2 separate regions of the Homo sapiens genome follow, and region 1 is linked to region 2. A link is a loop called in an ENCODE intact Hi-C map of the cell type or tissue named here. Cell type or tissue: endothelial cell of umbilical vein. All regions are shown on one strand.

The links. Peaks named below come from ENCODE experiments on the same cell type or tissue, not always from the same donor. Only the 100,000 strongest peaks of a DNase experiment are listed, where the experiment ranks them.
Region 1: it touches region 2 in a loop (15-fold over the local background); 100 of 110 quality-filtered maps call a loop at or near these places.

Annotation. Positions count from the first base shown.
Region 1 is chr10:62,035,857-62,040,856 of GRCh38, forward strand. The region is part of intron 4 of ARID5B (AT-rich interaction domain 5B); the gene reads left to right. Among named protein-coding and RNA genes, the nearest start is that of ARID5B, 140 kb to the left of the region's middle. In endothelial cell of umbilical vein, a CTCF peak has its summit at 2,973 (motif pointing right); a DNase peak (open chromatin) is centred at 3,005.
Region 2 is chr10:62,242,661-62,247,660 of GRCh38, forward strand. RTKN2 (rhotekin 2) reads right to left here. Exons shown (of 12, transcript NM_145307.4): 3 at 3,339-3,397. Among named protein-coding and RNA genes, the nearest start is that of LINC02621, 14 kb to the right of the region's middle. In endothelial cell of umbilical vein, a CTCF peak has its summit at 2,543 (motif pointing left); DNase peaks (open chromatin) are centred at 911 and 2,471; H3K27ac peaks cover 863 bases.

The DNA.
Region 1 (5,000 bases), 210 kb before region 2:
TCTTGTCACCCAGGCTGGAGTGCAGTGGCACGATCTCGGCTCACTTCATGTTCTGCCTCCCACGGTCAAGCAATTCTCCTGCCTCAGCCTCCCAAGTAGGTGGGATTACAGGCGCCCGCCACCATGCCCATGTAATTTTTGTGTTTTTAGTAGAGACGCGGTTTCACTGTGTTGGCCAGGCTGGTCTTGAACTCCTGACCTGAGGTGATCCACCCACCTCAGCCTCCCAAAGTGCTGGGATTACGGGCGCGAGCCACTGCACCTGGCCAAGGAAGCTTTTAAGCGAGGAGTTAGGGCAGGAGGGAGAAAAGCTAAAAAAGAAAAGGTATCGATGTCAGAGGAAGCCCAGGAACAAAGGCACACAGGTATAAAGCTGTGTAATGTGCTTGGGACCTCTGAGGCATGAGTTACTGCTAGAAGGTGAGGACGATGCTCCCTAGCACAGTGGCCTGTGGTCCATTTCTTCTTGATCCCAGAGGTCCTGAGTTCCCAAAGCCCTTCCTCACCCCCAGGAGGGCTCCTTTGTTTTTTCAGCCCAGCCTAGCAAGCAGGTGGCGGTTGTTGACGCCCAATGCCAGAGCACTTTCCTGATGGCTTTGCAAGTGTTTTGCTGCTAGTACCTCACATTTGGGTCTGAGCAAACAGCTGGGAGTATGGTGCACAGAAGTCCTGCCAGAAGGACCTGCGCTTCATGCACTCCAAGTGAGCTTTCTTGCTTGTATGTTTTGGCATATGAACACAGTGGGAATGTCCTTGTCAGCTCCCATTTGACTTTATTAATTACAGTTCCTTGGAAAGTGTGTTTCAGTAACATGGTCTTGGGATGACAGGGCTCACCCTGCAGAGACCCAAATGGAGGTATTCAGGGCCCATTGAAAAACCATCTGCTGCCAAGGCTCTGCTGCTGATCTCATGCAACAGAAACCAGAGTCTGTCGCAGCTCTGCTACTCACTGGGTGACTCTGGGCGAGTGGCAGGCTCTCTGGTCCTGTCTTTTCTGATGTGGAGAATGACTAGCTGGTGCCCGAGGTTTTCCTAAAGCTATGGAATTCCATCATTTTATAAATGACTCCAATGACGAATCCTACTGGCATAACATCTATGGTTTCACCAACTCTTAGCAGTGATCTTTGGTTCCAGATTCATGTGAAAAGCCAAGAACCGCTTTCCACAATTTGTCTTGTCATGACTCTCCGGCTCCATATTTTAAGAAGCAGTCTACACTAGCCCTTGAATCTAGACTCTAATTTTTTAAGATACAAAGGAAATCATTAAGCCCCAGAATATTAGTAGAATATACGGCAATATGGATCAAGTAATCCAAAGTATTAGCAATGTTGCAAGAGGCTGTCACCTAGCAGCTCTGTATTATGTTTCCAGGCCCTCCCCCACTCATTTCCCTGAGCCCCGAGGCTGTGGTTAATAACGTCAAAAGAATGTTTTAAAATTGCCCTTCTGTTGATTCCAGAGAGTTAGGGCCCTCACATGGTTAGAGTCCTGGGCTAAGAGTCAAATTCTAAATTTAATTCCAGCCTCTATGAACATCTTAGTCCCATATTTCCTCACCATTTAGAGATGTTTCAGTTTTCCCATCTGCGAAATCGGCATAAGATGCCTTGCTCCACAGAAATACTTGTCAACAGCTTTGCCGTACACAAAGATTGGCATTGTATTGGGGCAAAATATCATTTTTCATTCCATAATAGGAATTAAACAAAAGCCCTTTGAGAACGCACCTTGTGTAAACGCCCTGTGCTTAAAAGCCTGTGAATTTCAGAGGTCAGCAAAAACCGCCCCCCTTCTTTATTATTTTTCTTAAAGCTAAACAAGGGTAACTAGGGAATTCATTTTGGAATATAAAGACATGAAAGAAAGGGTATTTCAGCTTGCACAATAGTACAAAGAAGAACAAGAGTTGTCATGTTTTGCTAAAGAACTCCCAGCTGTTTAATTTTATAGTAAAATTACTTTAAGAACTTTGCTAATTCAAAGACAAAATCAAACAACTGTTGTTGCAAAACTGAACTTCCACATTTGAGTGGAAAAGCCAATTTGAGATTAATCTGCCCCTAAAATCATATTATAAAAATACAGAGCATTTCTGTAATGCTGGTTGGAGGAGTGGCTTTTATCTGAAGAGAAGACACATAAAAGAGAAAAATGGTACATTTACTGGTAGTAAGATTTAAAAAAGTAGTTTATGTTCTCATGTACTTTGCCCTGACTTCTCCCCCAGCTTTCTCTTAAGCTCTTCAGTCTGTTTTAATACCAGGTTTGTTTGCTTTCTGGGGATGGGCCTGTTAGGCAGGAAATTGTTGAAAGGCATACAGCAGAAATTTTAAATGGTGTTTTTAAAAGATAAATACCCAATTGGGTAACTGACTATTAAATTTGGAGTTCAGAATTTTTTAAAATTTTATTTTTAGACAATATAGAAAGATAAATTCTGTACCTATACTTGGTTCTATAAGTCCCACATGTTGCCTATTGTCAGAAACAAACTGTTCCTTATTTAAAAAAAAAAAAAGAAAAGAAAAAAAGCCAGTTTTTCTTCCATATTAGGGAATTATTCAGACTTCTTTCCTTGGTTCCTATAATTCCAAACCAGTTGGAACATCAGTCTATTTTTGGTTTAAAGGAGCTTTTAAAATGTGAGCATGATTTTTTTAAGTTTCTAAATCTCATAAAAATCAATTTGCCACATATATAGCAGCTATGGTTGTAAATATAGTGAAGTCATTGTATTGCAGAAAGACAAAGTTCTAATTTCCATATTACAAACCCCACCTACCCCACCTTGTCCAATCTCCACATAAGAGGGCTGAAAATGTAAATTCTAAAACATATAAAACAACATAAGGTTGTCATTTGTGGCTGTTTCTATCCAAGATGAATGTTGTCACCTGTATTGGAGTAAACTCTTTTGTTAGTTTCTGCGGGTTTTTTTGGTCGTCCCACCGCATCCCATCGACTCACCACGAGAGGGCAATGGAGCGTTTGCTTTCAGCTAACAAAGCTAGAAATGGTTTTAATATCAGCTAAGTGTTTGAACTTGTTAAGGATTTATTTCTCCACCTTCCGATTGCCATACATGCAGCCTCCGAGTTTCCACTAACAGCGAATAATGATCCAAATAAAGTTATTCTGAGGGAAAATATAGACAGACTGGTGCAGACAAGAGCTTTTGCCCAAATAAGGATCCCTTTTGTGCAGACCCCATGTGTTAGATAACCATCAACTGACAGTTGCTCATGAGTTAATAATGTTGGATGCTGAAATATGCATACCATGTGCTATAAAAGAGTTTGGAGGACAAAGACAAATACTTCTATAGTTAGATATCAGAAACATACCAGAGGTGTGCAGATTGCTTCGTGGTACATAGGTTGAAACCGCCCAATCATTTCATCAAAATTAGTACAATATAAGTATGATACAGTAGAATGTATGATATTGATTGCATGTTTCATTGATGTTGCAGAAATTTTGGTCTAAGCCTTTCTGCATGTTACTGCCTTAAATGCTACAGCAACTACTGCCTTCTAAGAAAAGAAAATATTTCCTAAGCTTCTTTCTATAGCCACCATTGTTGCTCTTTTATTTTTACCATAGGAACCCATTTTACCATGTGTGTGCAGCCTTTTGATTGGCATGTAGTGTTTGGAGGGCTGTTAATGTCTAGTTAGGTTTCTGTGTTGCTGCTGCCACAGGAATCAAAAAGTGAGGAGGTGGAGGGAATCAGCTTTGATTTTGGCTACTATAACAAGTTGTTTGGGAGGATGGGACACAGGGCAAACTGAGCACCGGGCAGCCGCCTTCTCAGTGATGCCTGATGGTTTTTTGGTGCTAAGAATGATTGCGGAAAGAATGTTTCTCCTCCCTGCCCCCAGAGTTCAAACCTTTTTGTTCTGTTCAACTTTTCTGGGCTTATTGGAATGCCAGTCTTCAATGAATAATCTCATATTTTGTCATAAATGGGACCTGAAGCAGGTTGGCAAAGCCAATGAGGCTATGCCCCTGCATTTAGGCCTGACTGTAACTGACCTCTCTATTTATTCTCAGATGAAATGTCCAAAAAGTCAGACCATTAACTTACTCAATAGTTGGAGATTAAGAAGTGTCTACTTCCAAGCAACTAAAATCACTCCAGCTCCATTTTCTCCTATTCAGTTTGTACTGGATGATGAAAATGGCTTACATTATACCCGACCCATATTGACAGCAGGAGAGAACAAGTCATGAAATAAATAATTAGCTAGTTCCTTCCCCTCTCTCTCTCCATTCTCACTCTCTCTCTCTTTCTGTCTCTTCTCCAGTCTGTTGTCAAAGCTTAACATTTACTTTGACATCTTAGTTAAGAAAGTTAATGAAATAACATCTTCATCAGGGCCATTTAGTAGCCTTGAGTCAATGATTACCAGATTTGAATTTTACAGAAGGGAGACCTCAGCTTAAGAAAAATTTTTAGATACTATTATAACATTATATATATATATATGTGTGTAATGTGTATATATAACTATATATAACGTTTTTACATGACTACCCTCCATAACAGTGAATAAAATCTTAAATGTATTGAAACATTGAATCGTGACTTTTGCTGATTATTCTAGCTTCAGATGTTAATCTTGTTCTGTCTGCTCCTTAACACATATTTCCAAGAACATATCTATAATCATAACATTGAATTATTGACTAAACCAGCATCGCCCAAGAGAAAGATAATGTGAGCCACATGTAATTTAAAATATTCTAGTAACCACATTTTAAAAGGTAAAAAGAAACATGTGGAGTTAATTTTAATAATATATTTTATTTAACCCAGTATATTCAAAATATTATCATTTCAATATGCAATCAATATAAAATGTTATTAATGAGATATTTTACTTTTATTTTGTATTAAGTCTTGGAGATCCAGTGTGTATTTTACACTGCGGCACATCTCAATTTGGACTTGACATATAGTATTTCAGATACTCAAGGGACACGTGGCT
Region 2 (5,000 bases):
GCTGGAGTGCAATCGTGCGATCTCACTGCAACCTCCATCCTCCCCTACCACCCCTGCCCCCGGGGTTCAAGTGATTCTCCTGCCTCAGCCTCTGGAGTAGCTGGGTTTACGGGCATGCACCACCACACCCGGCTAATTTTTTGATTTTCAGTAGAGACAAGGGGTTCACCATGTAGGCCAGGTTGGTCTCGAACTCCTGACCTCAAGTGATCTGCCTGCTTTGGCCTCTCAGTGTGCTGGGATTACAGGCATGAGCCACTGTGCTGGGCCTACAATCTATTATCTTCAAACAGTATTCAATTTATCTATTTATTTACTTTTTAAATTTTATTATTATTATACTTTAAGTTTTAGGGTACATGTGCACGACGTGCAGGTTTGTTACATATGTATACATGTGCCATGCTGGTATGCTGCACCCATTAACTCATCATTTAGCATTAGATATATCTCCTAATGCTATCCCTCCCCCCTCCCCCCACCCCACAACAGTCCCCAGTGTGTGATGTTCCCCTTCCTGTGTCCATGTGTTCTCATTGCTCAATTCCCACCTATGAATTTATTTTCAATAGTTTCATCTTTTATTCTTATTATTTTAGCTAGAACTTCTAAAATTGTTAAATTATATTGGCATAACAGACATTGTAATTTTGTTTTTGATTTTTATGAGAATGCTTTATTGTTTTGTAATTATGACTTGGCTGATATCCTGCCAAAAAGTCCACTTCTTCTTGCTTGACCACAGCTGCTGACTCATTTCATTTCACAACTGTACTTATTCACAGCTGTTCTTGCTCTGTTAGGATTAACAGAGCATTAACTATTTACACTATCATGGGAGGGACATGGATCCTGACTTCCTTTGCTGTACACCCACAACCTGTGGGTCAGCCTTCTTCTATCCCATGCCGAAGAGAGGAGGGTAGATATCAGCTCCACAAGAGGAGAAGCTGGATACCGATTTTCCAGGTAGTCTTGTGCTCTTCAGATAGCAATGGATTTGTAACCCATCAACTCTATTTCTGAATTCAGCTTCCAATGATAGAACTTCCTTCCAGATTCTTGCAAATGGCTCAGTTTCAGTTTACAGTACTCTAACTTTTGTCTTGTTTTATGTCTTCATTGCCATTTTAATGGTAAACTGGGAGAGTCATAATAAGACAGCTGACTTGATGCTATCAAGTCCCAGAAGTCTGTCTATCATTTTCAAAAGTGAAAACTAAGGTACTTGGTGAACTGATTTGGTTTATTCATTAAATTAGTAGTCGGTGACTAAGCTAATTACCACAATATAATTACGGTAAATACTACATTTACATATGGTAAATATTTGATGTTCAGCAGAAATAATAAATTTGTGATTTAGTTTCATAAAGACCTGGCCAGGGAGTGATGTAGCTGGAAACAGAAAACCCAGGTATTTTCTGGCTATCAATGTAATCTCAAAACATTATGACACTTTGTTGCAAATATTCATCTTTACCAAAACAAAGGTCACATTTTCATCCCAATATCAAGAAAAAATGGATTTATAAAGGTGAATTCATTTTTTATTTTGTTTTTACAAACACATACAAGATATAATTAAGTCTAGGCAAAGATGAAAAGACATTACGTAAGTATCCGATTTTCTCAGAGTTTCCGTTCCTTAATTTAAAATTATCTTTTGGAAAGAAGAAACACATGCAGAAATAAGTTCAATTTTTACACTTGAGTAATTGTGGGCAGGAAATAGTTTTTTATTTTATTTTAAATACTTTTACTTGAGCCTCCTTCTAAATGTACAGTTATTTCTAATATTATGAATTGCTACAATCAATAAACTGTTATGAAATGACAATAGATGTTGACTATCATGGCATTTGAGTGTTTAACAGCAACTTAACATATGTCATTTATATACTGAGTGACACTATATTAGAAGCAAGAAATGAAGGATATGTTTAGTTTTTATAAAATCTCAAAGATCTATAGTAATTTATTCACAAAAAATTTATTGCACATAATGAACAATACCACATAAAAATACATGTTTGATAGCAAAAGAATACAAGGATAAAACATGTTTTGTTTTGTATTATAAAGATAAAAACAAATATAAATAACTATAAAACAAGCAACAAATTTTTACATATTCCAGTTATTTTCTGAAGAATATTTTGCTTAGCTGAATGCAATTCTTCAGATTTTGGCCATTTACGTACTTTGTAAAATGTAGGTCTACCGTCCTGTGTGATAATTTTGTTTATCCAGAAAAATATTACTAGAAACAGTTCCTTAGGTGACAGTACCTCAAATGTAGCAGCAGGCTCTCTAGTACAAGACTTTTAGCCAATAACCTAGTGATTACTTAAGGACCAATGGAGGTATATACTATTGTTTCAAAAATGTACTGATAAGAAAATATTTGTAAAAGTGCATTATCTGACTAGTGTACACACGAGTCAGCCATGTATTCATTTCAATCTGTGGCATCTCCAAGCCATTGTCTTTAGCTTCCTGAACACTTTGGAGAAACTGAGACTGCACAGCATAAGTGCCATCTAGTGGTGAAGGGTCTCCTAACTGCATTAGGAATTGAGAGAAAGGAAACATCCTTTCTAGTTGGAACGGTAACAGAGATTATATTATATATAGATAAACAAACAGATATTTAAGAGAATGTAGTTATTTCACAAGCTAATTGGGTGTCAGAAGCATGGGTTATGTTGCCAGGACAAGGAGAGAAATGTCTGCTAAAGGCGACAGCTTATGTTTAGGAGTAATAGAAGATATGACTAGAAAAAAAATTGGGTCAAAATGGAAGACTGGAGAAAAATGTTTGGTCTTTACACTACAGGCAATGAAGAGCAGCCATCCATCCAAGAGTCACTGAGCAATTACTATGAGCCAAGCACCATGCTAGCTTCTGGGTGTAAAGTGATGACCAAAATAAACATGGTACCAAAACCTCATGGAACTTCTGACCTAGACAAAACATTAAAAACATTATTATAGCTTCTGAGCAGGAAAGGAACAGAGTCAAAAGACTTGGGTTTGGCCTAGCTCAGTCACTTAGCCTCTGAGTCTGTAGAAAATAACAATTACTCTACCTATTTTACAAGACTGCACTAGGGAGAAAACTGTAGAGTATGTAACATATGAAACAGTTTTCTTAAACTCTAAAGTTCTATATCAATGTAGCATATAATGCTAAAAACAGTGTTTTAGAACAAATATTCTGATAGAGGTATGAAAAACAAAATGAAGAGAATGGAGACAGGGCATAAAACAAAATCCACCATGTAGTTACGTTATAGAATTTATTCAGCAATATAAAAGATTCATTTATAGCATACCTGATATGGCAATCTTTCCTTTACATGCTGTTCGTTCTTTACTTTCAAATTTCACATCACTGTCAAAACAAAAAAACTTATGGAAAAAAGATCTTTTCTAATAAGCAATTATTTTAACAGTGTTTCACAAATGTCAAAATATTAAAAGCAAATGCATATCCGTGAATAATAATGACTTCCAGTTAATGTAAACTATTTGACTCAAACTTTAAGATGTTTAGTCAAGTTAGCAAGTTAAAAGAAATATCTGGAGCCACTCCCGATTTTTCATATAAACTTTATATTCCTTGATGACTGTATACTGGTTACTTTACAATGAAAGACTTTTGTGATCATTTATATCTGTAAACAAGATGTACAATATTTGTCCATGTCCCCAGAAGTATAATACCTTAGATCACAATTTCATATATTACATTTCTAACTTATCAGATACAGTGGCCTGGAAAAGTTAATGAACTTCCCAATCATGCAATTTACTGTCCAGGAGTATCTTATCCTTATAGAATCTGATAAATATCCAAAAAAGTACCCTCTGCTGTATAATCATATTTAATATCATATTTAATTTCCCCAAGATTCCAAAGAACTAAGTGTATGTTAAAATAATAAATTAACAAACTAAGATGAGAAACAGAGTAGCTCTGTAGACAGAATAAAATTTAGAGAGAAAAATATTACGATTCAAAGGAAATTCTGGGGATATAAGACACTTCCAAATCTGAAGTTGGAATATTTTATTACCATGAAAACTTTAAGAAGATAGAAACAATCCAATCTTTGACTATTTCCCTAATATCCTAAATATTACGATTCAAAGGAAATTCTGGGGATATAAGACACTTCCAAATCTGAAGTTGGAATATTTTATTACCATGAAAACTTTAAAAAGATAGAAACAATCCAATCTTTGACTATTTCCCTAATATCCTATTTTCCTAATAAACTGCATTTAGAGATTAGCATTCCATTTACAGGGCAATATTTCTAAGAGTATTCTTTGTATTTTTCATTCCTATTTAATTTGGTCAGCTAATTAACTACCAGCTAATTTAATTTGTTACTTCAAATAAGTGATAAGATGGAAATTTTCCATTTGGATATTGTTTGATTCTAAGAAGGCTTCTGGAGAAAGACTGATGGGAGTTTGAAATGGGACTTTATCTAAGTAATTTTTGGAAGAGGATGACAGCAACACACTGCTTTCAGTAGGTCTGTTAAAAAGACTGCCAATATATTCATTATAATGCATCCAAATTTGAAAACAAATATATCATCCTGCTTTTTTGCCCCTTTACTGGATGAAACTCATAAATATATAGGTGACATATATTTTGAATGAGCTAAAATAATTTACTGATGTAAAGTTCATACGTTTATATGAGATATTTACATAGTATTTATAGAATTATACATTAGGTATGACTAAAATAATGCAGTATATTTAAAGCCATATATTCTCAGAATTCTACCTAATTACTTTATGGCCATATCTGGTATTAAAACTAGGGAATTCACTCAGTGAAACATACAAATACTCATTGTTTATTTCAAAATAAAGTTTCATTGAATCATAAATTTTAAAAAGAGTGAAGTTCAACATTTTATATTAGTTTGTAATGTCAGAGAAGATTATCTTGCTTATTACTTCCTCACAGAATA